2 separate regions of the Homo sapiens genome follow, and region 1 is linked to region 2. Evidence: read pairs that join two places in POLR2A ChIA-PET (ENCODE). Cell type or tissue: GM12878. All regions are shown on one strand. Links, peaks and the distances in the headings refer to the core of each region. The heading gives the core; the rest is flanking DNA. Region 1 overlaps CEACAM20 (CEA cell adhesion molecule 20). Region 2 holds the start of ZNF234 (zinc finger protein 234).

What was found. Peaks named below come from ENCODE experiments on the same cell type or tissue, not always from the same donor. Only the 100,000 strongest peaks of a DNase experiment are listed, where the experiment ranks them.
Region 1: POLR2A ChIA-PET joins it to region 2 with 15 read pairs; 2 of 35 experiments call an interaction of 5 or more read pairs at or near these places.

Annotation. Positions count from the first base shown.
Region 1 is chr19:44,503,828-44,506,740 of GRCh38, forward strand. It overlaps CEACAM20 (CEA cell adhesion molecule 20), which reads right to left. Exons shown (of 12, transcript NM_001102597.3): 12 at 2,332-2,387. The coding sequence ends at 2,334. Among named protein-coding and RNA genes, the nearest start is that of ZNF180, 4.8 kb to the left of the region's middle. In GM12878, for the core only: no CTCF peak of the experiment used is centred there; no DNase peak of the experiment used is centred there.
Region 2 is chr19:44,140,180-44,143,092 of GRCh38, forward strand. It overlaps ZNF234 (zinc finger protein 234), which reads left to right and starts at 1,375. Exons shown (of 6, transcript NM_006630.3): 1 at 1,375-1,554; 2 at 2,135-2,188. RefSeq lists enhancers at 1,403-1,802, 1,557-2,147, 1,813-1,862. In GM12878, for the core only: a CTCF peak has its summit at 1,473; a DNase peak (open chromatin) is centred at 1,362; H3K4me3 peaks cover 1,948 bases; H3K27ac peaks cover 1,277 bases.

The DNA of each region.
Region 1 (2,913 bases), core at 194-2,693, 360 kb after region 2:
GAGACCAAAGTTTATATTAAGATTCTGTTTATTGGCCATGAATTGGATAAGGGCTCAAGATACAGTGAAGAGCAAGAAGATTATGAATCCATTTACTATAAATACTAGAAAACAAAGTAAGAGTAACGAGAGGGTAAAAGGGCATGATCTGTCTCTAGGATGTCAGGGGGAGGGGGACATTTCTTGGCAGGGAAGAGGAAAGTTCTCAGGGTTCAAATAGGGTGGTGTTTCTGGTACTACTGAGTGCAACCCTTAAGATCCTAATTCCGGTCTCTTGTATCACATCTAATGATTAATTTTTAAAATCTGAATTAATGTTATCATCATTATGATAGCCATTCAGCTCCAAGGATAGCAACAACGCATTCTGAAAACTCTTCATTTCCAGGAGTTTTCAGTGTTGGTTTCCCCCTGTGTTAACAGTCCTTTTTTGTCTCCTTTGCTTGATCTCTCCTGTAAACATCAGAGGAACCCAGGAATCAGCTGTCAGCCTGTCCCTTGCCTTGTCTTCATCCACTCTGCTTGGGGTTGACATAACAGGCCTATTGCTCAAACTCTGTAAGTTCCCCAGAAGGTCCTGTTTTCCTGACTAGCCTTTGGGCAGCTCTGGGAACTGAGCTCTCATAATGTTCTATCTGGTAAGAGTGCTTTTGTTTGCCTGAGGCCTTGAGCCATGCTGTACCACTTTGTCCAGATGGTTTATACTAACAGTGTAATTTATGGAGGAACATCTGCTTTCCTTCTAGGAGTCTGGAGCTTCAGTGACTGACCCTTTATAAAAACCATGGACACCCAGGTTTAGGTGAGCTTCCCTCGATGGCAATGCTTCACACACGTTGTCACACATCATTGCTGGGGGATTTCCCATGTGCTGTGGTTTGGATATTTGTCTCCTCCAAAACTCATGTTGAAACTTAATCCCCAGTGTGGCAATATTGAGAGGTGGGGGTTTTTAAGAGGTGATTGGCTCATGAGGGTTTTGCCTTCATGAATGGATTAATCCATTCATGGACTAATGGATTAACGGGTTATCATGGGAGTGGAACTGGTAGCTTCATAAGAAAAGAAAGAGAAACATGAGCTAACATGTTACCACACTCAGTCCCCTTGGCATGTGATTCCCTGCACCACTTCAGGACTCCACAGAGAGTCCCCACCAGCAAGAAGTGCTCTCACCAGATGCAACCCCTAGACCTTAGACTTCTAAGCCTCCATAACTGTAAGAAATAAATTTCCTTTTTAAAACAAATTACCCAGATTTAGATATTCTGTTATAGGCCAAAGAAAGCAGACTAATACACCATGTGACTCCACTGAAAGAGAACACTTGGAAGCTGGTGCAGGGTATCCTCCAGACTTCACCCCATGCACCTTTTCCCTTTGCTAATTTTATTCTCCATCCTTTTGCTGTAATAAACTATAACCATGAGTATAACAATTGGGTCCTATGAATTCCTCTAGAAAATCTTTGAGCATGAGGTGGTCTTGGGGACCCCCCTGACAGAGGAGCTCATCCAGCCCCATAACTTTAAGTCCCACTGACAACTCTCAAATGTGTATCTCCAGCCATGATCTGTCTAGATTTTTATGAACAATTGCCTACTTGATTCTGCAACTGATTCTTGACATGTCTAAATTCTTGACATGAAGCAAATTCTTTATTTCTCTCCTTATCCCAAAGTTTCTCAGAAAGTGACCTGCCAATCATCCAGTTGCCCTGGCAAGAAACCATGGAGATATCCTTGTCTCCTAACTCTCTTTACCTTCAGCAAATCTCATTCTGACTCTCTCCGCCCCTGCAGTTCTCAGGATTCTAAGCATTTCATGCCTACCTCTCCTCAGGAGCCTCAATCCCTCACTTCACTACGTGTTTTCTCCTTTTATTAAGAGCTCTTAATTTCTTAAGAGCTCCTTGTTCCTTATCTTCTATCATGATTTGAAAAGCCACTTCTTCTCTGACACCTGTCTTTGTCCCCTACTCCTCTCTGGCTGACTCAGACTCACTCTTCTCTCTGGAGTCCACCAACAGTGTTTGCTCATCCTCAGCCTGCAACTATGATATCCTAAGCTGTTCAGTCTCAAACCTTGGTCCTCTAACTCTAGATCCACGGGCTGTCATTTTTACCCTTACTATTGCTTTGAAAAAAAATATGAGTCAAAATCTAAGATTCTATGGAAGCCAGGGCCTGACCAACCCATTGCAGTAGAACATCACAAGGTCTACAGAGATGACAGAGAATGACTGGCTTATAATATGCACTTAATAAATGTCATTAAATATATGATCAAGCATGGTTTCTCTAGGACTCCTGGAGAAAAGATCTCTGCTTCCATTAGACGGAGGGGTTGATTTGGATGTAAGTGTTGGGCTCTGGATTCACAAGCTCCTGTTAAACAAAGAGAAAATGTGAGCTCCATTTGCTAGGTGGACCCTCCCAGTCTACTCACTGTAGTCTGGGGCCCAAACAGCCTGGAGCTTTCCTTTCTTTGGAAATTCCAAAAATCTTCCTCCATTCTCATCACACTTTAGTAACCCTGGCACATCTCTGTTCCTGGAATGGCCCATGTACTTCCCCACTGTGGTAAACAGACTCTAAAGTGGTCCCCATAATCCCTGCCTCCTGGTATTCATTCCTTTATGTAATCTCCTCCCCTTGAGGGCAAGACCTGTGACTTGCATCTAACCAATAGAATATGGCAAAGGTGGCAGGATATACATGATTGCATGTATGTGATTCTGTTACATAAGATTATGACTTCTGTCTTGGCTTGAAGAAGCAAGATGCAATGTTGTGAGCTGCCTGTGGAGAGGGCCACATGGCAAAGAACTGAGGATGACCTCCAGCTGACAGTAAGAAACTGAGGCCCTCATTATGACAGCCTGCAAGGAACTGAATGCTGCTAATGACCACA
Region 2 (2,913 bases), core at 129-2,628:
ACTGGGGATTACATTTCAACATGAGATTTGGGTGGGGACACAGATCTAAACCATATCAATAGGCCAATGTATGTTTATGGGGAGAAAAAAATCTGGTTATCTTTTTTTTTTTTTTTTTTTCCGTGACAGAGTCTTGCTCTGTCGCCCAGGCTGGAGTGCAGTGGCATGATCTCGGCTCACTGCAACCTCTGCCTCTCAGGTTCAAGCGATTCTCCTACCTCAGTCTCCCGAGTAGCTGGAATTACAGGCACGCACCACCATGCCCGGCTAATTTTTGTATTCTTAGTAGATATGGGTTTTCACCATGTTCTCCTGGCTGGTCTCGAACTCTTGACCTCATGGTCCGCCCGCCTTGGCCTTCCCAAAGTGCTGGGATTACAGGCGTGAGCCACCGCACCCAGCCCCTGGTTATCTTGAAGAAAGATTTTAGATGGGTTTTTTTCTGATTTTGCTTTATTCTATTATTTATTTGTATCAACCAATGTAAGCCAGATTCCAAATTGCTAACTATAATGACGATATTTTAACCAAAAAATATAAAGGAAGAAAATAAAATATGTTCCTTCACGTATAGGATCCTCCTTAATGCTACTGCATTAAATAAATCATAGGCATTGGGTGTCTGACATCAATGCCAAGCGCTTCACCAGTTATACTTGCTTTGAAGTATTGGGCAATTTAAGAGCTTCTCTGAAATTTGGTGTTTTTACCTCTTCAGTAGACATAATACCATGAAAAGTGTAAACGAAAGAAGATAGCTTTTCCATGAGGACAGGGCTTCCCCACTGGCCCTCTCAAATGATGATTGTTTTTCCTGCCAAACCAGTGGTACCACAGCGTCTGGAGTAGGGGCTGGCACCTTCTTTGTTCTTCATTGCCTCTCCCAAACCATTGTACTTGCTCACTCTTCCAACTTTTAGTTTTGGCCTCATATTATCAGTTTATAGTAATCAATCATCAATCATCTACTGACCCCTAAAAAGTCATTCCCCATTTAGTCCTTGAAGATTGTATCTCCTCGCTTGTTCTCTTTCCAATAATCCTCCGTAGTCCTGGGAGGCGTTTAGACTTCAGGAATTGCTGTCTATTCAATATTTTCGCTCAAGGACTCAGGCAGAGGGAAGGACGACTCTCAGGGTCACAGTCCACATTCCCTACCAAGCGCTCAGCGATATAGGATTCGTTCCCCATGGGCAGTGCGGGAATCGTAGGCAAGGAGCACCGCGGAGTCCCATCGCTTTTCCCTGAAGGGTGAGATTCTGAACGTTTTTCCCTCAGCATTCTGAGTGTAATCCAAACGCTCAGTGGAGTCGTGGTCCATTTGACCCACGCAGGGGGATCCGGGGAATTCTGGGAAATGTAGTCCCGCCAATCAGTGGAGTCGCGGGCACTTCCGCTCCAGGGAAGAGGGGGCGATTGTCACGGCACATTCCACGGTAGTTTCTTCCAGTTCCGCGACTCGCGGGCCCCTCCTAATGTCAGGGACTTAAGATTGGGGCTCGCTGGGACCTGGTGGTCCGGTTATGGGAAAAGAAGCCTCGTGGGAGAGCAGAGGTTTGGTGGGGCGAGGGCGGCGGCTTTTGTTGTGTCAGCGGAGCCTTCTTGGGCTGGGGCTCCCCTCGTGTCCCGCGGCGGGAGGCGGGGGGCATTGGGACTTGGTTGGGTCGCGTCTCGCCTGGTTTGAGGGTTTCCGGGGCTCTGAGCTCGCCCACTCCGCCTCCCTGCACTCCAGGCGCGCAGTCACTTTTTTACAGTGCAAGGTTGGCGTGTTAATCTCCCTGGGCCTCTCCTTGCTGTTCTTTAAAATGGGGACGTTAGGACCATCTTTGTAGAATCGTTTTGGTAACTGGAATAGGTTACACAACACAAACAGTCCCTGTCACTTGGTGAGTGGTGGTTTCTTGTTACTTTCCCACGAAACCTGTTAGGTCCCCCGGTGGGGTCAGAGCTCCAGCAGCAGGGGCCTCAGCCCTTATCTCTGATCCCTGCAGGACGCTGGACGATCCCGGACGCCTTCTGACCTCTTTTTAGGCAGGCGAGGGTTGCGTCCACTTCCACGAAGGGAGGGGAGCATTTAACTTTTCTCAGGGACAGCGACCCAGTCAGGATGTTTCACAGCTTTCTCCTTCCCCAGCCTGAAAAAGGACTGCGCGGACTGACTTCTTGGCTACTGAAAGCAAAGCTCCACGTGAGTGTGACTTGTCATTTTTCTTTTACAGAGACTGTATCTTTGTAGCATGTGTAATAGGGCATGGGCATTTATAATAATTAAGCCTTAATTGCTAACTTCAATTCTAGGGGATTTATACAATTAGATACGTTTAAGCCGCAACGTGACTCTGTGGAGAGGTACTGGTCATCCAAGTAGTAAGAGGTGAAACTTGGGTTGGAACCTAGGCATTCAGGGTCAGAGCCCGAGTTGATCATCTCTTGGATATATTCTCATTGAGGCAGAGGAACTAGCTGTACTCAGGTGGGGAAAGTAAGTTAGAACTTGATTAAAGGACCTTAAGAGCAAGGCTAATTGCCTTGGAGTTTTCTCAGTTTTTAAAAACTGTCAACTATTTTGTTTCATTTATTACAAATATTTCACATTCTAATAGAACCGTATCACTGTGAAGCATTCAGAAATTACAGAAATACGAAGATACAAAAATTGTAATTACCTATGAAATCAGGATGTAAAGATAGTAATGGTTAAATTTCTAATGCATTTTGTTTTAGTGGTTCCATGTTTATATTACTTATAAATGTTTTACAAAATTTTTATTATACATTTCTCAATGTTTTTCTATTTATCTGCTTATCCATGGAAATTTCCAGATAAAGAGATAATAAACTAGTGACCTGCCATATTCTATCATGCTCATTCTTATTCTTCTCATTATTATTTCTCCTATGACTATTTCCTGA